Linked DNA regions of Homo sapiens: regions 1 and 2 are each linked to region 3. A link is a loop called in an ENCODE intact Hi-C map of the cell type or tissue named here. Cell type or tissue: PC-3. All regions are shown on one strand. Links, peaks and the distances in the headings refer to the core of each region. The heading gives the core; the rest is flanking DNA.

The links. Hi-C counts contacts between places; a loop is a spot of excess contacts. Peaks named below come from ENCODE experiments on the same cell type or tissue, not always from the same donor. Only the 100,000 strongest peaks of a DNase experiment are listed, where the experiment ranks them.
Region 1: it touches region 3 in a loop (7-fold over the local background); 6 of 110 quality-filtered maps call a loop at or near these places.
Region 2: a loop joins it to region 3, with 2.9 times the contacts of the local background. A loop is called at or near these places in 4 of 110 quality-filtered maps.

The regions. Positions count from the first base shown.
Region 1 is chr1:218,549,750-218,557,916 of GRCh38, reverse strand. No RefSeq gene overlaps it. Among named protein-coding and RNA genes, the nearest start is that of LINC02869, 44 kb to the right of the region's middle. In PC-3, for the core only: CTCF peaks have their summits at 4,305 and 4,505 (motif pointing right); a DNase peak (open chromatin) is centred at 4,506.
Region 2 is chr1:218,655,215-218,663,381 of GRCh38, reverse strand. No RefSeq gene overlaps it. Among named protein-coding and RNA genes, the nearest start is that of LINC02869, 150 kb to the right of the region's middle. In PC-3, for the core only: a CTCF peak has its summit at 4,806; DNase peaks (open chromatin) are centred at 2,481, 4,281, 6,551 and 6,881; H3K4me3 peaks cover 441 bases; H3K27ac peaks cover 4,735 bases.
Region 3 is chr1:218,358,155-218,366,321 of GRCh38, reverse strand. All of the region lies in intron 1 of TGFB2 (transforming growth factor beta 2), which reads right to left. Among named protein-coding and RNA genes, the nearest start is that of TGFB2-AS1, 17 kb to the right of the region's middle. In PC-3, for the core only: a CTCF peak has its summit at 4,778; a DNase peak (open chromatin) is centred at 4,791; H3K27ac peaks cover 1,010 bases.

The DNA of each region.
Region 1 (8,167 bases), core at 2,078-7,077, 190 kb before region 3:
CCATTGATCAGCCTCTGGCGTCTGTCCTGTCTGCTAGTCCCCTCTGCCACAGAACCTTGCACATAATAACATCTTTACTGCACCGAGACTGCTGTCCACAAATGCCTCTGTGGAGATAGCAAATGATCACACAAAAGAGAAAGAAACAGAATGGGTTTCAGTCCCTAGGCGGCATAGCAGTGCTGACAAAACTTTAAACTATATTTCATGGAAGTGACACCCCAAAATATATTTATCTACTGCCTCTTTGTAGCCTTACAGGTGCCAAGTACTGGACATCTGAAGACTTGCAAAGACTCCATAGCAAGCAAAGAAGGAAAATCTGATTGTTCTAGAAGCATATGCACAGCCGACCTGGCCGGAGTCCTCCCAACCACAGACCTCTTGAGAAACTTGCATAAGCCACAGAGCAAAATGTGTGTGACATAGAAGTATGGTTTTTTCTAAAAAAAAAAAAAAAAAAAAGAAAGAAAGAAAAGAAAAGAAAAAAAAAACCTTCTGTTTTCAGTAATATACTTATCAATCATAAATCACAACATATAACGGAAGTAAGTGGTGCCTTTTAAAAAAATCAGATATAGTATGTAAAATTCTCAAAAATGTTTAGATGCCCATGCCTCTCCATAAACACAGGTTTGATGAAGATGATTTTCTGGCAAACACATATTTGTTTGCTGCACACAAATAATTGTCCCATAGAGAATTTTAAGACTTTGTGCATTTACAACTCCAAGTATCAGTTCTTTCACATCAAATGGAACTGGCCCAGAAAGTGACTGACACATGACTACTTTTTCATGGAGAGATGATCTTCTTGATTGCTCTATCCCAGAAAACCTTTCTTTCAAATCAATGGAATCCCTGATGAAAAATAAGCATTTGTTTCCATTCTGAAGCTACTTAAGGTGTGCATTCTACAAGTACCACTCATAACAAAATGCAGTTTTTAGTGAAGGTCTCTAAGTTATATTAGGGGACAGTATGTGGTCCGCCAGAAGATTATAGCACATAAATTAAACTAGAGCCAAAGACAGAAAAATGTAGCAAAAAAATAAAATAAAGTGTGCAGAATGTAAAAGCAAGGAAAGAGCAGAAAATTACAATGTTGGTAAATGCTTAGACTAAAGGTAAAATAAATATAGGAACTAGTTTATTCACTTGAAGATGAAGTACTCTTTTAAATCTCCCTGTTTTAAGTTAAAGCAGCTAGAAGAACGAGCAACAGTCTGGATGATTCTTGTATAAGAGGATATAATAAACACATAAGGAAAATAAGGTAGAAAAGTAAAATATGTAGTGTATCAGGATTTGCAGTGAGGTCAACAAAGTTTCATAAAAAGATCCTCATAGTGAGTATTGCGGCTCCCTAAAGGAATCTGAAAGCCTATATGACATCCATTAACCAGTAAGAGAAGGGGGAAAGGAATGGGGGGAAGGCAAAGAAAAAAATGCAGAATGTGGGGTGAATTAGTAAATTCAGAACTCAAAAGGTGGATAAATGAATAGGTGAATCTATCAATCAATTAGGTAGGCAACCAGTAAGACACTGATCTAGCCAGTTCTGACTGCAGAACTATTTTCAGCTTCCTGTATGGTAAGTAACTGGCAGTCAAAGGTAAACCCATATTTTCAGGGTATGCATGCAGCTAGTTATTGTGTTTGTTTTAACTGTTCACATTCAGTTAATAATTTATGCATTCTGTGACTAAGCTGTTTTTAAAAGTTTTTTTATTTGAAGGTAATAAGACATCTAATGTTGATTATGATAGAAAAAAATTCCAATTCAGAGGTGTAGTATGGGCAAAAGCCTAACTGTGGTGGGCTTAAAAGAGGGTAGGGAGGGAGAAATCAAAGACTTTGGTGTAGATAACTATTTTAAGGAGCTTGCTTTGAAATGAGCAGAGAACTAGGACGAATGAGGAAGAGGCTTTTATTTTTTTAAGTGGAAAAAAAAAGTATGCTTGGGGCCGGGCACGATGGCTCATGCCTGTAATCCCACGACTTTAGGAGGCTGAGGTGGGTGGATCACTTGCAGTCAGGAGTTCGAGTCCAGTCTGGCCAACATGGTGAAACCCTGTCTCTACTAAAAGTACAAAAATTGGCCGGTGTGGTGGTGCACACCTGTAGTCCCAGCACTCGGGAGGCTGAGGCAGGAGAATCACTTGTACCTGGGAGGCAGAGGTTGCAGTGAGCCGAGATGGCACCACTGCACTCCAGCCTGGTGACAGAGTGAGAATTTATCTAAAAAAAAAAAGAAAAAAGCCAGATGGATAACAAACTATAGAAATGATCCCTGAAAGTATATCCATCTGACAAAGAGCTACAAGGAACTTAAACAAATTTACAAGAAAAATACAAACAACCCCATCAAAAAGTGGGCAAAGGATATGAACAGACACTTTTCAAAAGAAGGCATTTATGCAGCCAACAAACATATGAAAAAAGCTCATCATCATTGGTCATTAGAGAAATGCAAATAAAAACCACAATGAGATACAATCTCATGCCAGTTAGAATGGCGATCATTAAAAAGTCTGGAAACAACAGATCTTGAAAAGGATGTGGAGAAACAGGAACGCTTTTACACTGTTGGTGGAAGTGTAAATTAGTCCAACCATTCTGGAAAACAGTGTGGTGATTCCTCAAGGATCTAGAACCAGAAATACCATTTGACCCAGCAATTCCATTACTGGGTATACACCCTAAGGATTATAAATCATTCTACTATAAAGACACATGCACATGTATGTTTATTGCAGCACTATTCACAATAGCAAAGACTTGGAACCAACCCAAATGCCCATCAATGATAGACTGGACAAAGAAAATGTGGCACATATATACCATGGAATACTATGCAGCCATAAAAAAGGATGAGTTCATGTCCTTTGCAGGGACGTGGATGAAGCTGGAAACTATCATTCTCAGCAAACTAACACAGGAACAGAAAACCAAACACCACATGTTCTCACTCATAAGTGGGAGTCGAACAATGAAAACACATGGACACAGGGAGGGGAACATCACACACTGGGGCCTGTTGGGGGTGAGGGGTTAGGGGAAAGATAACATTAGGGGAAATACCTAATGTAGATGACAGGTTGATGGGTGCAGCAAACCACCATGGCAGGTGTATACCTATGTAACAAACCTGCACGTTCTGCACATGTATCCCAGAACTTATAGTAATTTTTAAAAAGTATGCTTTATGCTGAAAGGAAGATGCAGTGCATTAGAGAGGAAGATATAATGCAGGAAGAGAAGGAGACAATTTCTAGAGGCATGGCATTGAGTAGGTAAGAGAGGTAGAGTTCTAAGGAGGAATGCCTGAGTGTATGTTAGGGTGGGAGCTTGTGAAGTCTTCTTGTCATTCTTGCTTTCTCCATAAAATAATAAGTGAGATCTTCAACTGAGAGTGAGGAATGAGGAGGAGGTATTGGAGATTTGAGGAAGGAGAAGACACAAAATTGCTATCTGGAAGAGTGCAAGAGAGAAAATGGGATAGGGATAGTGTGATTGACAGATGGCATTCCACTTCCACTTGAGGTTTGTGCTCATAAATTTAACATGAGACTCATGGTCCAATAGGACTGCAACCTTTTCCTTGTCTTCATTTAGGAGCATGGGTGCAAATGTGTAGTAGGCAGAGCATTGTAATTAGCCAGGTTTGAGATTTTTGTCAAGTGAGTATGATGAAGAAAGAAGGGGCGAGGAAGTTGGCCACGTATACAAGAGAGTGATTATAATCAACTGCCATGGACTCTAAACTGGGTAAAGTTAAGAGTGAACATGAATAGAATGAGGGAGGTGGAGAAACTGTAAGTTTGAGTGGATGAGGGAAGTTCAAGACTTGTTTGTGTTTGGGGAATAGAATCAGTGAGCAGGAAAGATAAGAGGTGATGGAGAATTAGATGCTGAAAATTAAGATCATGAAAGGGTTGCCAGTTTGGGTAATAACAAGGTGTAGAGGAGGGAATGTCTGAGATAGAAACAAGTTTACTGGAGGAGAGAAGGCTAATGATCTGAAGTACAGGGTGCTGGGAGGATTGTCTCTATAGGGATTGAAATCCTCCCCTCAAAAAGATAGTAGTACTGTTGGGAAAGTGACAGTGATCTAGAACTTTACTACTTGAAGAGTGGTCCAGCAGCTTCCATATTACTGGGTTCTTGTCAGATAAGCAGAATCTGAGGCTCCAATGCAGAACTACTGAGTCAGAATCTATAGTTCAGCAAGATCCCCCTAGACACTCATGTGTTCACTGAAGTTTGAGAAGCATTAGCCTAGAAACTAAATGTCTTTGTGAAATGAGGGGTAACCTAGGTTTAGAATGACTGTTACAAGGAGGAGTTGTGGATAGAGTCAATGACAGGAGACTCAAAGGGAAGAGGGATGGTGAATGGTTTGGAGACTGCAATGAGAAGCAAGGAGGCCAACCATCCCACCTCCAAGATGAGTGAAGAGAACAGCCACTAAGTAAAAGGACACAGAGGAGGCAGTGACCGCAAGAGGGAGCCTGGGTTTAATTTAGAACCAAGAACTGAACATCTGGAGGAAATATGGAGTATGAATCCTTGAAAACTCAAGAAAAGGGCAGTGGGTTCCAAAGGGCAAAGTGGAAGGAGTGCAGAGGCTGGGAATGTGTAGGAGAGAGGACCTCACGCTAGTTAAAGAGTATGGGAGTCTGGAGCTTACCACAGTGACTGACATAGCCATAAAGGACATAATGACTTCTTCCAGGTGGATAATGGTGGAGAATCTGAGTATTATGGGACAGAGAAATGTGGGTGTCTAAGGTTGGGGCGGGGTCCTCCCTCTTTACTTCTACTGAGGGAGGTTTGGAGACAAAAAAAAAAAAAGAAAAGAAACAGTTCAACTTCCTTCCACAGGGGAATTGGTGAATGACATTAAATTTATATATAATGAACATTACGGTTCAGTTAAAGGAATGAACCAGGATTGTTTTTCAACACAGCGCATAATGTTGAGTGAAAAAAGCAAGTTGCATAAAACAGGTTAGTTTTGAGACCAAAAATGCAGTTCGATAACACTTATGTAAAAAATTGAAATATAAAGAATAATAGTGAATATTAGTAATGAATATATGAGATATAATGAATACATACTCTTTTTTTAAAACCTGAAAGTGATATTCACTATTTTAGGAAATTGGTTACCTCTGGAAGAGAAACAAGGGGAAGGGGAAGATAGAGTTTTAGCTCTATTTGTAGGACTTTTTTTTTTTTTCCCCACCCCTCGAGACGGAGTCTCGCTCTGTCGCCCAGGCTGGAGTCCAGTGGCGTGATCTCAGGTCACTGCAAGCTCCGCCTCCAGGGTTAAAGCGATTCTCCTGCCTCAGCCTCCCAAGTAGCTGGGATTACAGGCACACGCTACCACACCCAGCTAATTTTTTTTTGTATTTTTAGTAGAGACAGGGTTTCACCGTGTTAGTCAAGCTGGTCTCAAACTCCTGACCTCGTGATCCACTTGCCTCAGCCTCCCAAAATACTGGGGTTACAGGCGTGATGTAGGGCTTTTTAAAAAATAAAAAGAGGGCTGGGCGCGGTGGCTCACACCTTTAATCCCAGCACTTTGGGAGGCCGAGGTGGGCGGATCACGAGGTCAGGAGATCGAGACTATCCTGGATAACACGGTGAAACCCCGTCTCTACTAAAAATACAAAAAAAATATTATCCGGGCGTGGTGGAGGGCGCCTGTAGTCCCAGCTACTCCAGAGGCTGAGTCAGGAGAATGGCGTGAACCCAGGAGGCGGAGCTTGCAGTGAGCCAAGATCGGGCCACAGGATTCCAGCCTGGGTGACAGAGCGAGACTTCGTCTCAAAATAAATAAATAAATAAATAAAATTTTAAAAAACAGATCTGAAACAAAAGTATAAAATATTAACATCTGTTCTTAGTGCACACATGAGTGTCTGTTATAATTATTTGAAGTGTTTTTCATTTTAAAATATTACACTAAAATGATAGATAATGAAGGAGGGATTATATTTTACCACTGGGCCTTGGAAGATAGACATTGAGGTTCTTTCAAAATAATGTCATGGCCATTTTATCCAGCTGCCGCTTCCTTAAGTTATAGCCATACAGCCCATCTCAATCCTACCATATTTGTCTCTCTTCCTCTCCTGCTTCAGAAGTGTTAAACAGGGTAAATGCTTCATATTTTCTTATGCAGAGCAATTTAGTTTTTAAGGTGTTCTGCCCTCTCCTTCCAAACTCTTCCTGGGACATATTATTTTGCAACTGTATGGTATTTTAGTATGTAAATGGTGTTTTGCCTTACCTAGACAGTTTCCTTCCTGAAAAGGGATTTGATGTCATTTGTTAAGTGGTAAGGGGAGGGGGAAGGTAATAACTATATAACCACAAAAAAATCACAAATACATATGTAAAAGCCAAATGTTCCATCCTTTGCAAACAAACATACTGAAACCACTTCTTCCGTCTCAATAGGGTGTGAGATTTTGAGCTTATTTTTGGTGATGGTGATGATAGAGTTGAGAAATATTTGGGAGACCTTTTGCTGGAACTAGTCATGGCCACGGGATTTACATTTTTTCTCAGTACAGCATCAAGGATGAAATACATGGGCTTATAAGTCAAAAACCAAAATCAAGTGAATTTATTCATCTGCCTTTGCAGGCATTCACACAGAGCACAGTTTATAAGCTGAAAGCCCCACATCTGCTGAACAAAATTCCCCCCTTTGCCTAGCTGAAACTGTCCTCCATGTATCAATCAATGGAAGAGCAAATGCCAGCCATTGAGATTTATCGACATGTCACAATGCAGAATCAATTACTTTAGTTTGAAAACATTTTTGTCTGTTTCATCACAACCCAATAATCAAATTTCTTTTATAAAACCTTTGAACTTTATTTAAACCCAAAATGTGAGCAGTATGACTGCCAAAATAACAAATGCAATTTTGAACTGCATTAATATGGTGTCCAGATCAAGGGGCAATGTCATATAGCAGTGTTTCTCAATTCTTTTGTCATTATCACTCTCTAAGGGGCCTATTTATACATGTCTTTATAATTATCACTTGCCCCATGAAATGTTTTGTGTATATGTCTGGGATTTATATTTTAAAAGTATGTTTTTTTGCCCACCAAGAACCAATTTTTACCCCCTTGGGAATGATAGCTCCCCTCTTGAGAATACATGCTGAATGGCAAGGCCTCCGATTATATTAAACTTACACATTGATTTTAGAACCTATCTTTATCCCCCTTCTTGTTTAATTCTCATGCAACACAAATAATTAATATATATTATAGAGCTTAATATTTAATCACAATGAAGTAATATTTCAGGCAAATAGAACCAATTGAGTATTTTCTATCCATGCTTCATTCATCACTGGTGATTTGATTATTACCTTAAAGACAGAATGTTTTAAATGTGCAGGTGTCTGTATATCAACTTTCTTTGTTTTGCATTCTTTAGTCAACATAGTGGTTCTCAAATTTTAATGAGCAGAAGAATTTCTGGACAGAATTATATACAATATCTTATGTAATCTCTATTATGAGTCAGTTAAGGGCTTTTTCAGAGGTAATTTTGGTTATTCTCAATTCTCACCTTCCAGCCTAATTTTAGAACCTAACAATTACATGATTCCACACAATTCTATACATTCTTCAGAACTTAGTGGAGCCTGGGTTCAGTTCTGAGCACTGGTTTTAAGAGAGACAATCACAAACTAAATTATGCTTTCCTAGAAGATCACAATCATAGCATGAAAAAAAAAAAAGATTGTATTAACTAGGGAACAGTTAGCCTGAGAAAAGAATGCTTAGGGAAGCCCTAATAACTGTCCTCAAATATTTGAATAACTAGCAAGAGGTATTAAACATTAGAGTGAACAAGTGAAAGATAGCGCAATATGCTTGCTACTTTGGCATAAGGATTATTAAGAAGCAGATATAAGAAAAGCTCTTGCCCTCATCAGAGACAGTGCTAGACCCTTCTCAGTCCAAAGGTGGGCACCAGAAAAATTTACATAACAAAACTTTGCTAACATTAGCCCTTACTTACCATTAGTTTCCCCCATATGTTTGCCTTCTCACAATTTGTTACCTCGACAAACTCAAAGTCCTTTTCCTTTGTCTTGTCACTTCCCTCAAAAAACTTGTATTGTGTT
Region 2 (8,167 bases), core at 2,078-7,077, 300 kb before region 3:
TCCCTTGACAATGCCCTTTCTTGTGCACACTCTCCATTGTCCATGCTCTCCAGCTAACTTATCAGTTACAATAAAGGGCAGTGCATTTAATATCATGAGGACATGCTGCCATCGCAGACATTTTACAAAACAATTTCATCTCCAGTACCCATCCATACTTGAATGGATAAGTAAAATGTGGTATTACAATGGATATTTTCCATTAATAAAAAAAGAATGGAGTGATGATACATGCAGCAACATAGATGAGCCTCAAAATCAAGACACTAATCGAAAGAAGCCAGACATTTAAGAAACTATATAGTGTATGATTCCAGTTCTGTGAACTGGAAAATGCAAATCTATAGAGACAGAAGGTAGTTGAGTGGTTGCCTGGGACTGGTGGTGGGAAGAAGTGACTGCAATGAGCACCAGGGATTTCATGAGGATGATGGAAAAGTTATAAAATTGGATTGTAGTGATGCTTGCCCAACTTTGTATATGTATTAAATATCACTGAATTGGTCATTTACAAGAGAATTGTGTAGTATGTAAATTATGCCTCAATAAAGCTGCTAAAATAACAAAAAATAAAAGTAGCTTTATATATATTTTACACTAAGCTTTCCTAATTTTTTTTCTAGTTTTAATCAATCAGTCAATTACAACACAACAATTTTAGTACCAATAAAAGTTGGATCTAAACAGAGCAACATGCCAACACGAGCAAAATAATTTCTCATTGCCAAGAATAGAATAATATGTGGCTGAGAACTTTTTGGTTTGCCATGAACCATAAACATAGACTTCAAATGACAGAGGTCTGGACTCATTTATTTTTCTGATTATGAAACTGCCTTATTTAGTTGTGGTGAATTGAGTGGCCTATTGATCCTGGGGACATCAGAAAAAAATTCATCAAAAGCAAATTATGACAGATACATTCAGAGTAGGGGAAGGGAACAAATAGTAGAATAACCCTGAAAACACTTACTACATACATGTGGGAAATAACATACACTACAAATTGTTATTAGCTGATGAATGTGACTACACGTAAATGTAGATCTCGATACTGAAACCAGTTTGTTTGCAATTTGACAGAAGAAGATTATACTTCCCTAAAAGAAAAGTGAATTTTAGATATTTAAAAGATGGGTGGTTAAAACAAAATATTTTACTGATTAACAGGGAAATTCGTAAATTTCCTGAATTTACTGGGAAAGTTTTAATTTTAAATTCAATAATAATTAGCCATTTTATCTTTTTTAGTGAATATTATTTTTGTAAACCTTGAATCTGGCATTCTTCAAACCTGGCATTGGGCATCACCTGGATTTGAAAAAGCAGCAGCTAGTCTGTAGACAGGCCAGTTTCTACACTTACCACAACCTACTTAAAGCTTGTCAATCGGTGAAAATATCAACCTCTTACGAAGATGAATTTAGTTCGGAAAATTCTCTTTTAGTCATAGCAATGGTATTAAATCATCTAAACTGTTTCTAATTTATATTTAATCTCTAGGTTTTAAGGCATTCATTTACCATCAGAAGGGTTTAACTAATTCCTCTGTCTGTCCTTTACCCGTTACATGGCTTCATGACCTCTTCAGAAGCACATTGGCTTCACAAGTCCAGAGCCTATCAGAACCACCAACAATGCTGGGTTCCAAATGCAGTAGACACTAGAAACTGTTCCTAGAATAAATGAGGCATGGAGAAAAATGTAATAGGTTTGTTTCTTTGAATGTCCGCTGTGATAGCTTTTCAGACCAAACAATAGACCCTAAAGCTTTTATTCTAAACCAGGGTCTCTCAAACTCTGCACTATCTGCATTTTAATCCAGATTATTCTTTGTTGTCGGGGACTGCCTTCTATATAATAGAATGTTTTGCAACATCCGTGGCCTGTATTCACTAGGTGTCAGATACATCCACTGCCCTGAAGGGATGACAGCAAAAAATGTTTCTAGCTGTTGGCAAATGTCTGCTGGGGGAGCAAAATTTATCCCTATTTGAGACCCACTGGTCTCAAAGGTTTGGATGATAGTAGTGTTTAGAAATCAGGAGAGAATATTTTTAATCATACTGAGAGCATTTTTACCTATGGAATTATGTAATCTTTCTACAGCTACTTGGTTCAATTGATTAGAAATGAGAATAAGGTTAAGGCATTCTCCTTAAAATAACCTCAGCACTCTGTTAAATACATCTGATGCATTATTGCATTTAATCCTTGCAACAACTTTATGTAACCAACTTGCAAGATGAAGGGGAGATTTGAAAATAAAAAGTCTACCAAAGATCCAATGGCAATCCCCAAATTTAACACCAATTCTTCTTAACTAAAGTAGATACTCTTGATCACTTCATTACCCTTTTAAAAGCCCATTAGATAGACTCTGTTGCAGTTATAGACTACTCCCAATTCTAGATGCAATTCCTGGTCATAAGGGACCCTGATTAAGAGTATGGATGACTCAGCGTCAATGCATTCCCATTACAGGAAAAACATCTCAAGGGCTGTGATTTAGTGAAGGTGAGTCATTAGAGTCATAAAAAAAGAACAAAATCTGTATTTTACAGTGACACAAAATGAATCTCTACAATTATTCCATCTCAGATGACACTCTAGTTTATGGACCCTATCAGAAGGGTAACATTGGAAGAGAATTGTAGGATAACAGTGGGACTTTCTCCAAGAAAATGTGAAATAGAATCAAAAGGAAAGGGAGTGCTGTCACCTTCACATTTGACACTCATAGGCTGTGCTAAGGAAAGCATTTCTGGCATATTTTTAACCTTATTAAGGAAAGTGGACCCTGCTGGGTCACATGGACAAGTTTCCAATCCAATAAGAGTCAGAAATGCAAAAGAAAAATACCCTGGGAAAGTTTTCTCCTGCTTATATGTAGCAGAGACTATAGTGCATTCCCCTGTCCAGCCTATAATTAAGATGAAAGGCATGTGCCCCTCCAATTTGCCATCCAGTGGCATGGTTAACATTCCATCCTGGCTGCAGTGGCCTGATTTGTCTAATGCAACACATTTTTTCAGGAAAGAAAGAAAATAAAGTAAAACACACATTTTACTCTTAAGTGTTTCATAGGATGAGCTATTTCAGTTTCAACTATTTTTAACTCTGTTAAAAGAAAACATTTTTGAATTGAACGTTTCTTACAAGAACACAAATTTAAGGCTGCCTGTCTTAAAGTCTAGCTGTCTTGTTTGCTTAAGATGCTGCCTATTTTGTTGCTGCCATTGCCTGTGACGGGTCAGGCTAAAAAGGTTTGGACAGTGTGGTATGTGCTCAGAAGGCCAGATATTTTCCTCAGCCTCTTGGGGTATCAAAACTTGGCCAAAAAACCTTTGAGAAGAAGGCTGTTTGTGAAAACTCTAATACTTTTGAATTCCACCCAGACTGAAAATGGCATGAGAACAGTCTTTTTTCATAGAAAAGCCTCTCTTCCTACCTCTCCTTAAGCCCTTATAGCCCAAGCAGTCAAAAAATAATAAAGCATATCTGGACTGTGATCTTGATCTTAATCTACATAAACACATATAGAATTTTTTCAAAAATTTATATAAATTCTACACAACTATATATATGCACTCACAATTTACATATTTCTGGAATTTATACAGATACATATATTCATACAGCTATAAATGTCTGAATTCTGCTTTTGATCTTCTGGAAGGATTATCAGTGAATTGTCACTTATAATGTAACATTTTTTAATAGATTTCATTTCACTTACAGACTGATATTATTTGAAATATAATTATACCATAATTCCTCATGGTGATATGGAGTCAAAGCACACACTCATAGACCATTTTTTGTCTATAGAAATCACTTTTTGGAAGGTTCAGAAACTTATGGGTCTGACAAAATTAAGTCATTTCCATGGTAGCCACATTTTATCACCCCAAGGAGAATTCACATCAATGAATAGGTGAATCATTTCAAATCTTCCCAGCTGAAAAATTCAGACCAAAGTTTTAAAGTTTGGACTCTCATAGAAGGTGTGGAATAAATAGATGAATCTGCCTCATGCATGTTAATATCTTTCTTACTAATTGCAGGCCCAGTAAGACATCTTGCAGATGTATCCAATCCTGCACCTAAACTTAATGCCTACGGCCTTTTTACCAAGCAAACCCCTATTTTTTTTTGTTCAGGTCAATATACAAAAGGCAACGAGTTTCCTAGCACCACCCAGTCAGCTAGTCATTCGGCTACATTTTAGCCTCTCTTTAAAAGTTCTCTCCTGCCAGCTCACCCCACTCAGCTCACCCCTGAATGAGTCATGAGGCTTTTGATCACTCACGTCGTCTAAGGTTCTGCAAAGCCTGTGGTTCTGTGGTCCTGCTCAAAGACCACCAAACAGAATTACTCTGCCATGAGTTGCTACGAGTTCCCAGACCCAATTCTTCCAAAGATGTATTCAGTGGCTGTTCATTAATCAGTGTTCTTACTGCTCAATCCTACCTCTTTATAATTCTGACCGGTGAAATATAAAACAGGAAGAGAGAAAGGATTTATTTCACATCAAGATATGTTTTATAAATGCAACATATTATTCCCAAAATGACTACAGTCCTGATACAGGTGGGGTCAGCTTTTAAAAGTTAATTGTGTGAGAAATAACAGAGCGTAAAAGAAAATATGAGAAAGTTATCCATTCCTTTTAGAGATCAGTACACTAGAACAGTTATTTGTCAAGGCAGTTATTAAGCGTGAGCTATTGCTGAGGAAAGGAAAGAAGTTATACCTTGCCTAATGGTTAACATTAGTCAGGGTTAGTACTGGGACAGTAGAGGGGCTCAGACTAATGCAATAAACAATAAGCAACAAGGAAACTTGTTCTGAAATCCAGTAAATCCCTTCTGTACATGGTATGCACTACTGCTCCTACTGGCTCTACCACAAACTACTGGAAGAGAATTCTTTTTTATTTAGGTGTATCGCTTCTAAAGTATGCAAAGTTGTTAACTTACAAGAGGCAATTGATGTTCTCACTGGCTCATGTAGATAAGATTCAAACTCAGAAAGATTTCTATTAAGATGAATGGTGTCTATGCTGGTTTAATTCCAGCATAGCAAACTGCTTTTATGCAACTGGACTGGGATGGTCTGTCTTAGAATTCTTACCCCCAACCTCCTTGGAGCGTACAGCCAACCAACCACAGTAAAAGTACAATTGCAATAGGAATGAGAAGAAAGATGATCAACGATCAAAGAGAGGACCTCCTAATGCTTCAGAGAACAGACCTTCCTCTAAGTATTCCATCAGTGGCCAAACCCTCCTCTTGGCAGGAATGTTAGAGAGGACACCAGAACAATTGATGGTGCTTGTATGAGATAAACTTTAAGATTTCTTTCAACCTTGCAATGTTATGAAATGGCCTTATTCCAAATGACTGTTCCACTTTAGGAGAAAATTATGGTCTCTGAATTAATTCAAAAGAAATTTCCAAAAGTGTGCCAGGCTCAGCTGGATGTTATTAAAAAAAATAAAGAGAGGAATCTGCCTTGAAATGTCATTTGACCAACTCATCATTATCATCATCATCATTACATTATTGTTACCACCACAACTATAAAAGTGAAGGGTCTCAGAATTTTCCTCACTTTTCCATCTGTTTCTCTGAAATTCATTTTGCTATAATCTACCTGCTTAATATTAGAATTTATTTTCACTGTTGAAATAAAAATTAACCAGGCTGAAGAAGTTGATAGCATTTAGAGATGTTGAGTTTTGGAGCAGGAAATCCAGAACAAACAAACAGCAAAAAATCCAAACAAAGATAATTAAAAGCTGATTTTCCTCAGTAGAAAATGCCATTGACTTTTATTCTGATGCTGGAAACACACAAGGCAAATTTTTCCACACTGTATACCACTGTACTTGCAATATTGTCTGAAGAAAAGAGACACTGGAGAGTTGGCAGAACAAAGAAATGAAAATACAAATAGGAACCACCTCTGGAATGTGACTATCGTGAAAATTAGAGGACATTCATTGCTGTATATTGTTTATACTTGTTGCTGTTTATTGTCTCACTGGAATACAAGGATGACAACCCAGTTATCACAGTTTTGTGCCTAGCAGTGTGTACAACTCTTAGCACAGAGCAAGTGTATTGCAGGTAAGATGTGCTTGTCAAGGAGCAAAGAGACATTGGTGTTTGTCCTCAGAATGGCTGAATATATTTTGAAACAGGCAAGACTTTTGATGAAACTAGAGATTTTTTTAAAAGGGGGGATAAATGAGGTTACCAAAAGAAGTATAAAAAAGCAAGAAGTTCAAGCAACCAAAGGAGTTCTAAGAGCAAGATGAATTTAAAATAGGTCATTCCAACCTGGGACAAGACCCATCAGAGATGGCAGTTAGTAATTTGGGGGAGGGGAGAGACATGGGGGTGGAGTTGGCGTGGAGGATGAAATTTACCCAGGGCATGCCAAGATGAGGTTGCTACCAGATATCTGTCCACAGAAGCTCAGTGCCAGGAAAGAGAATGCCTGTCAGAGTCTGGGAACCAGGAGAAAGGCACAGAGCCTGGAAAGTAGGTCATACCATGACTCAGGCTGGAGGGGCTGAGTGGAAGATCAGCTATGGAATGAGCAAAGGTGGAGGACCAGAGAGTCAGGAAGGAAACATGGTGTTGGTGGACCTGCATGAGCAAAATCGGGACCTCACTCTCCACCTGCCACCAGTGCTCAGTGCTGCTGTTTCTCTACCAGCCAGAGTCTGAGCAGACCCTCAGTTGAATGCATTTTGTATGATTTCACCAAATAGACATATGACCACAATTATCTGAAATGTTTCATATGCTGTGTTCATTATTCATTGAACAAATAGACATTGAGTTCCCACTATGTGCTCAGAACTGTGCTGGGTGCTGAGACCACAGAAAGGAGAAAATCCTGGCTTTGATCCACCTAGTAATGCCTGTACACGTAAATCAGTCTGTAAACAGCAAGCTGTGGAGAAAACTGTCTTGTAAATATTTTTAAAGGTTGCTTTTATTAATTGCTCAAGAACTAGTCAAATAATTTAGGAGATGAGTTCAGCAGTGAATTTAGCAGCTTAGAAGTAGCAGAACTCAATAAAATGCAAAACATCACATGATCTATAGAAACCAGGGGGTGAAAAGCCGTAGGAGCAAAATCATTCCTCCATTATTTGGGAGGGAAAAAAGAGAATGAAAGAAACCCGACCTTAGCCGGTGGAAGCTGGAAAGTGACATCTTCTTTACTGAGTCATTTAAATAAGGGATAGATGAAGCTAGAAGCTGTTCAGGTTTTGTAATTATTCATCCATAATGACAGACTTTAGTCAAGTGAAAAATTGTTAAGAGCATCATTTAGAGCTAAGCAGAGGATTAAGTACCATCATTATTGGTTCATCTATGATTTTGAAGGCAGGACAAGGTAGTGGTCAGGAACACAGACTTGGGAGAGAGGCTGCCTGGATGTACACCCTCATTTCATCTGTTCACTAGTTTTAGAACCTGGGCAAGTGCCTTTAATTCTTTATAACTTTCTCATCCATTAAAGGTAAATGGTAATAGACTCCACCTCTCATAACTGTTGGAAGGATTAAATAGATTAATGTATGTAAAGTGCTTAGGATACTCTTTGTCATGTGTTTAATACTTCAAAGTGTAGCTATTACTGTGTATTGGGTACCCTATGAGCTGGGAACATAACTAAGTACCCTGGGAGCATAACTATGAACAAGGAAGTCACAGTCTTTGTCAAGAAGCTCACATTCTAGTGCAGACAGACAAACAAATAGATAAACAGTTACACCCTATAATAATTGACAGGAAGTATGAGCAGGGATAAAGGAGAGCAGAAGAGGCTATATAATTCTCTAGGGAAGTCAGGGAAGGTCTCTGAGGGGGTTATGTGTGCCTTGAAACTGAAGGATGCGAAGACAACACTGAGAACAGGGGAAAGTGGAGTGTTTGGTTTAAAGGAATGAGCTTGGTGGGTTCTGAGAGTTGATGGAAGGTTGAGAGTGACTGGTGTACATGAGTGAAGGGAAGACAGGGCTGTGCTGCCAAGATCCTCCCAGAGCTGGGAGACACATTTGGAACCTTTGAAGTTTGATGTGTCATAATGAAGGGTGCAGTAGGTTTCTAATCCAACACCACAGTTTTCAGTCCTGCATCCA
Region 3 (8,167 bases), core at 1,981-6,980:
CTAAAAAAAGAGAGAGAGAGAGAAATACCACCTTTAAATCTTAACCAAGTTACTTAAAAGCCTCTTATTCAGTAAATACTCTTTTTAAAAAATTATATTTGCCTTCATGACTATTAATCCATTCCTTCATAGAGAGACTTATCTCTACTGCTTACACACTGGATTCTTATGTCTTAATAGGAAAACCTTTAGGCAGGCTAACCACATCTTAACCAATATTATTGGGGATAATAAGCTTGAAAAGAGAAAAATGATTTCGCAGTCACATGGCTGTGAGGAGCATGGACTATTTTCTCCTCCAGGGTATTTAATTTAAAGCTGATGCAGCATCAGAGCTGCCAGTCCAATTGTCAGTGTCAGAACACGTCGTTATCAACAACACCCAGGTTAGAGTGAGAAAAGCAAGAGGCGCCACAGGCCTCACGCTCACTTCAGCCGCTCCCAACATCTCCTTGGAATGGAGAGGCGGTTCACGCAAGGTGACAGGGATGGCCCTGGAGCTGCTTGGCACAGGCCAACTTCACTTAACGAGTGTTCAGAATCACACTCAGCATGGAGAAATTCACCCTGACCCTGGATGCCTGCCCCCTGGCATACACTCACTTACATTTTTACTCAATTACTATTTCTAAGAACAGAGACAAAAAAAAAAAAAAATGCAGAGCCCCACTGCTCAGCAGCCTTGCAGGGAAGGTCTGAAAGGGGTCTGCAGGGTTTTTCCAGAGCCTGCGAGCTAGGCAAGGTGGAAGAGCCTCCCACTGTTATGGGAATCTATGTGGAGCTTGCGCCCCATCTCCCCTTCCACACCCTCAGACACTCCTGATTTTCCCTGACTCGCTGAGGAGCAGGGTGGGTTTCCAATGCTTTTTCACCAAAGGAAGACAGAAGCTCGCAGCAATTAAGTGACCGAAAATAACCCCAAGTGAGGAGTGTCTGAGAAGAAAAACCGCCCGAAGAACCAGGGTAGGCCTCTCACTTTGTTTACTATGGGAGGAAAAGATGAAAAGGAAATTAATCCCAAGTAGTAGGCAAGAAAGTTACAAAATTAACAGGACAGGATTCCAAAGGAAAAGCCAAAAAAGGGGGGAAAAGTTTGGGGTCTCTGTGGTATGGTGGCATCTGGGCCAGACCTGAATTCAGATTTTGGCTCTGTCACCAGCCAGCTCTGTGACCAAGGACAAGGTGTTTACCTCTCCAAACCACGATTTCCTAAAAAATGGGGATCGTCATTCTGGCCCTCCCTGACCAACCAATGTGGGGAAAATTAGGATGATGTGTCTTAAGTACCAGGGACATAGGGGGTATTCAACAAATGTTTTCTTTCTCTCATTCCCTCCCGTTTTCCTTTCCAAATAGCCAGTTAGCTAGGGGGAAAAAATCAGATGTTTAACTCCTTGGTTGAGCTAGTGAAATAAAATTAGAATTTAGAGTATAAAAACAAAACGTAATGACTCACAAACGGGAGCTTTAAAGGCATGATTAAACTTTTCACTCTTTTTATTCACATTGCAGCTTGTAGCCACTTTGAGGCTCTCTGTACTAAAATCAACGTATATTCTCAACAGAATGAGTTCTTTTTGAGGAAACCCCAGCTTAGGCCACTGTAAATAAACTATACTGATTTCTAACCAACAATGTGTAGGCATGATACATTGCAGAATAGGGTATCCAGTGACCTAGGCTTTTCCTAGGATAATAAAAACATTTCTTTTGTCTCTAGCCGGGACCTCCACCCACACTTAGAATCAACATAATCCAAACCTTCTCAGGGCCTCAAAAATATGCAGTGAACCAATGCCAGGATTGCAAGTCTGTTTCCTTTTTTCCTGAGCATGGTTCAGGGATAACTTTAGCCACTGAATTCCTTGAGCGTCAGGATCACCCAAGCTCTATTCTTTGTTGTGGACTCATCGTCCAGCATATAGTAAGCATTCAATAAATGGCTGAATTAATCAGTGTTCCCAATAAGAAAGGGTTGAGGACTTCTGGCTTTTGTACCCCTCAGCCTAACACCTGGTGCTGGCTCTGAGGAGCTTGCACCTGCTCCGAGGGTCAGGGCTAAGTGGTTTGAGCAAGTGGCAAGCTCACAGGTCCAGTTGGCTGAGGGCCTGACCCATGACGATCCATTTCCTTAAGCAAACGAGACATGTCAATACAAAGGTCACAAATAATCAGCAGCATAACTCCCCGACAGGTCTCCCTCTAGAGCAGGGGCGTCCAATCTTTCAGCTTCCCTGGGCCTCACTGGAAAAACAAGAATTGTCTTGGGCCACACATAAAATAGACTAACACTAACGATAGCTGATAAGCTTTAAAAATATTGCAAAAAAAAATCTCATAATTTTTTAAGAAAATTTACAAATTTACATTGGGCCGCATTCAAGGCCATCCTGGACTGCATGCAGGCCGAGGGTTGGACAAGCTTGCTCTAGAACCTTAAAGGAGAGAAAATCTCCTTTCACTTTGGTTCAGGACAAGAAACATTAATTGAGCAACTACTATGTGTCAAGAACAAGAACATAGATACAAATAAAGATATAAAAAGGAACATTCCCTTGACATTCAGGCCATGCTGTCCAACCCTCCAGAGAGTGGCCTCCATGGGGATCAGGAAAGGTGTATGTCAAATCACTCTGTGACCCCTAAAACACATATCTCATCCCCACAAGTCATTCTTTTACATGCTGCAATATAGTCATTGCATTACTTCAAAGCTATTCATCAGTTTTTCTCATGTAAACTCTTACTAAAAAAAATTCTAGGCACCTTTGTGATCGCTCAGGTACAAGGCTGCATTTCAGAATCTCATCTTGCCTCTGGCAAGTTCCCCACAGGAGACAAACACTAAAGATGGATTTGATATAACTATGTCAAACGAGGAATAAAGCAGACAAGTGTACTCACCAAGGTACCCACAGAGCACCTGGGACTGTCTGGAGCACAAGCTGCCCACTGAGCCAGAGGGTGTTGTAACAACTGGGCAGACAGCTAGGAGTTTTAAAAAGCACAGTCATTAGCTATTTTACTGAAGAGATGCCTGGCACAGAACTATACAAAGATTCAAAGTAGAAGAGGGACTCATTGAATGTTCTTATCATTTCCCCAGAAATAAGGTCCCTGCTACCTGGGGCCAGGGGATTAGACACTGAGGATCTAAGGAGGATTCCAGATTTTAGTCCCAGATCTTCTGGCATCCCTTAACCAGCAGTCAGACTCCTGAATTCAGTTTTCCCTTTAGCACGTTCTAATGTTAAAATAACAGAGTACAATTTACATACTGAAACGGTAAAATAAATACCTTGATTTATATTAAAGATGAATAAGAAAGGCTTTGACCTCCTTTGACAAAAGACAGTCTACCGATTAAGAATAAAACTTTGGTTTTCATTTGGCTGGCCTAGATTTCAGTGTTCTTAAAACCACCTGTCATCATTTCTAACCCGCATGTGAAAACTCCTTCTTGAATGAGTCAAAAATACAAGTGAATATTGGTTTGGGGCTACTTACCTACAGTTTAAAAAGCTAGAGCTCTCTGAAATGGACTAAACGCATCTTCCACAATAGTTATTACATCTGGAAAATTTGAACTTCACTTTCTTTAAAGTAACAGCAACCCAATTTGTATTTTGCCCACCATATTCTTAGAAAAGAAAGCACACCCCCTCCCCCACAAAATATCTCAAATTGAAGAGGAAATATTGCTGAGTGTTCAAAACTTTTTCCATTGGTGGTAAGGTCAATAAAAATATAGAATTTTTGCAGAAGAAGATGTTAATTCAAACCCCTGTTCTGTCACTGATTTCCTGTGAATCCATGGAGAAGTCTGTAAGATGAGGCAGACGTAACCCTGCCTCTGAGGGTTTTTATAAAATTGAAATGAGATGATATATTTAAAACAGACTGACAGACAAAAGGTGGTCAAGGAATATGAGCAGTTGTCTAACTTGTGTGACAAAAGAAGCCCTGACTGCCTATTAGGGCCTGGCATGAATATCATTCTTTCCTGGCTCCTTTCATACACTGGGAGTCCATGCACCTTCCATGTTTATAGAGCACGTCTTCTAGAAGTAACACTGCCACTATTCAGACCTGACTTGAAAACTTCTTTCAACACAAGACAAAGGCTTTGTGGACTCTTCTCTTGATTTATTTTTTATTTTTGCCATATGTGTGCCTCTTATCACTTGATTTTTAAATGGATAACAAAGACTTTTTCCATACTCTGGAACTTACCATGTCCAATATTCAGCCCACTATCAAGATCCCAGTGGCAGATTTTTCACAAATGTGTGGATTACACCTTCTAGGCGGAACACTCTTTAACTGAGATATGGGGCTCTGACTGGCCAGTGTGGCATGGAAGACGAAGACCCAACAGCGGGGATTCTATAAGCACATACTGCTATCATGTTGCCACCATATGCTGCTTCCAGCTGACATCTGCTCACATATGTTCCCACCAATAAGAAACCATGCTGTTTATTTTTAGAGGCTTCTCCACAGTCTTACAGGAAGAAAATTCCCTCAAATAACCAGTCAGCAAAGACAGGAAGCTACACTGGATATAAACGGTTTGTCACAAGATTAACAAGTCAGACAAAGTTTTCTCATTCGTATCTGACCTTTAAAAAGAGATGCTGAAAGTTATCTTAAATAAAAATCTCAAAGAATACAACCAGAGAAAGGTAGAATATGCAGAGTAAGTCACTTGGTTAGCAATACTTTTTCTTCAAACTATGGCCCTATGCATTTCTTGGGGGGATTTAAGTGCTTTTCCTGGGAAACAGCACCTTCTTCAGGCCAGTGTACGCCGTGGTGCAGAAGAGGGACAATTCTATTAAACAGAATTCAGATCCCAAGGTCACCCAGGTCATAGGAAGTCTGTGTGGGAATAAGATGAGGTAATTATTGTCACTTGCAATTTCCAGCCTGCAGTTCTCAAGTATGCACCTTTGGTTTACTTTCACTCTGCTATAAAACAGCATTAAAATCCCTTCTTTTCTTTCCTTTCTTTCTTTTTTGTTTTTAAGTAAGGCAGGAGGACAGGGAGCTCTGGTGCTGATCCAATGCCTTAGAAGTTAAGACCATGAATGAGATAGAGATGTAAGGATGCTAATGATTGTTCAGTCTACAGAAAGCAAACCTTAGTTTTAAAATAATCAGTTTTCAGGCCGGGCGCGGTGGCTCACGCCTATAATCCCAACACTTTGGGAGGCCGAGGCAGGCAGACCACGAGGTCAGGAGTTTGAGACCAGCCTGGCCAATATGGTGAAACTCCGTCTCTACTAAAAATACAAAAATGAACTGGGTGTGGTGCCACGTGCCTGTAGTCCCAGTTACTCAGGAGACTAAGGTAGAAGAATCGCTTGAACCCAGGAGGCGGAGGTTGCAGTAAACTGAGATCACACCACTGCACTCCAGCCTGGGTGACACAGTGAGACTCTGTCTCAGAAAAAGGAAAAAAAATCAGTTTTCAATCATCTACATCATTGAAGCAGCACTGAGGTATGGATACACTCTGTTTAGAACAGTGAGGCTTTGGATATATGCGAAAAGGCTTTGTAACAAAGAAATGTAAAGAATTCTCAAAATCTGAGGCATTTATAGTCTTACAAACATAACTTTTTTTATTTTAAATTTTATTTTATTTTATTTTAAGTTCCGGGATACATGTGCAGGATGTGCAGGTTTGTGACACAGGTAAACGTGTGCCATGGTGGTTTGCTGCACCTATCAACCCCATCACCTAGGTATCAAGCCCTGCATGCATTAGCAATGAATCCTGATGCTCTCCCTACCCCATCCCCACTGACAGACCCCAGTGTGTGTTGTTCCCCTCACTACGTGCATGTGAGAAACCTGATATTTTTAGAAGAACGCAGGCACTCACTAATTTATGATGGGGGACTATGGGTAACACAAGTCATAAAATAGAAACAGTCCTAGAATTAAAACTTCGCATGGGTAATTTACAAAGTAATTAAATGACTAGGAAGTTAATTAACTGTAACAATGTTGGGGTTTATTTTTGCCTGCAATGACACAGCTAAGAAATAAAGCAACAAAACAAAAATACACAGTGTTTCCAGAGTATGTTTCTGAACTATCTGCACAAGGATCACCTGGCCGCCTTATCAAGATGCAGGTTTCTGGAGCCCATCTTAAAACGAACTGAATTATAATCTGAATTGGAGTGGCTGACAAAGGCTTGGGAATCTACATTTATAAAGGTACATCAGTAATTATTTTGCATGGTAAAATTTGAGAACCCTGGTACAGGTTATTATGCCTTACAGGTTAGCAAGGCCTTTTACAGAACCTCATTTGACCTCAAAACAATCCAATCAGGTGAATCAAGGAAAAATTATTCCCTCATAAGGGCTATTTGTTCTGAGTAGGTAGTGGTTTTGTCTACTGTGAGGGTCTATAGGATAGAGATAAAGCCATTCTTACTGCAATGATATCTTAAGTAAAATTAGATGTCTTACAAATGTACAACTAAACTCCCTATCAAATAAGCTCCTGCCCTAATCCCTCCAGCCTCTCCACACAAACAAACAATGCATCTCTCTTGTGATATAGCAACTCTGTAAGTGGGTACAATCATTCCTCCCAACACTGAACTACAATGAGTTTCTACTCTTCTTAGAGAATTCTCAGCAAGAAAGGGAAAACTGATCCAAATGTATAACAATTCAGGGTCAGCTTAGATCAAGACCCTCTTTCTATAATCTGAGTACTTGTGACAAACAGTTAATAAAATTAGACATGACTTTACACACATAGTTTCATTATTGATGGTGATATTTTCTGACAGTGGAATTCTTCTGAAATACCTCTCTCTCCAGGACAAACTAGCACCGGTCACCTCATTCTACGTAGAAGAAAAGTGTAAGTTTAGTAGGTGGAATCATGGCAGTTCAGGACTTAGTTTAGAGATCCGATCAGTGATTTTAGTTAACACACATAATAACCTAAGGCTTAATACTATGAAGAGATACAAATGAGTGACTAAATTACTATCCAAAACAACTTAATGTTTTAAAAATGCCTCAAGATATCTCAGACAGAAAACAGTGAAGACAGGTACAAGAAACCCAGGGTGGTGAAGTTTAACAGATCCATCTGAAGGTGGAACCTCCTGCTTCAGAGCCTGAGGTCATGGCTATTATTCAGCTTTGCTTCTGCTTGGCTACTTCCAGGTAGGAGTCAGAGGTTTGGTGCACTCCTTCCTCTGTCTCCCTCTCGTTAACCTGCAGAGCCCAAAATGCCAAGGATGAACTTGAATGTAGAAACATTTTCCCCACAGAAAGCCCTGACTGACCTCTGGGGGGACCGTTCCTTGACCAAACCACCCATCCTTTGCACAGAAAAGTCCTCCATCTGTGATTGTTTCTTTATCTGTCTAAAGTAGAATCAGAATAAGTCATTCACACTTTTCTGGAGTTTCTAAGCCAGCAGTTTTATTACAAGAGTTCACTGCTGGGTGCGGTGGCTCACGACTGTAATCCCAGCACTTTGGGAGGCCAAGGCAGGCAGATCATGAGGTCAGGAGACTGAGACCATCCTGGCTAACACGGTGAAACCCCGTCTCTACTAAAAAAAATTAGCTGGGCATGGTGGGGGGTGCCTGTAGTCCCAGCTACTCGGGAGGCTGAGGCAGAAGAATGGCATGAACCCCGGAGGCAGAGCTTGCAGTGAGCTGAAATCGCACCACTGCACTCCAGCCTAGGTGACGGAGCGAGACTCTGTCTCAAAAAAAAAAAAAAAAAAGAGTTCACTATAAAGGAAGTAGAAACAACTGCAGTCATATTGCCATAAGATGTCAAAGCAAAAGTGAAAATAAGTGAAAATGAGATTAAGCCAATAGATAGGGGAATAAATGATCATATTTTAAAAAAATCAAAATAGAAGAAATGACAAAGTTACTGCTACATCTGGTGTAAACAGAAAAATCCCTGATAAACTTGGTCTAAGAAGCACTGACATTACCAACACTGAAATGAATCCAAAACTTTAAAATTAAATTATATTTCTCAGAAAATTCCCATCTATGTTTTGGCAACAATAAATATTTTAGAGCTCTGAAAATCCACTAAAAAGTACACAGTCATCTTTTTCAGATGGAGAGATTTGCAAAGACCAGTGGACTTGCGGTCATTTCAGT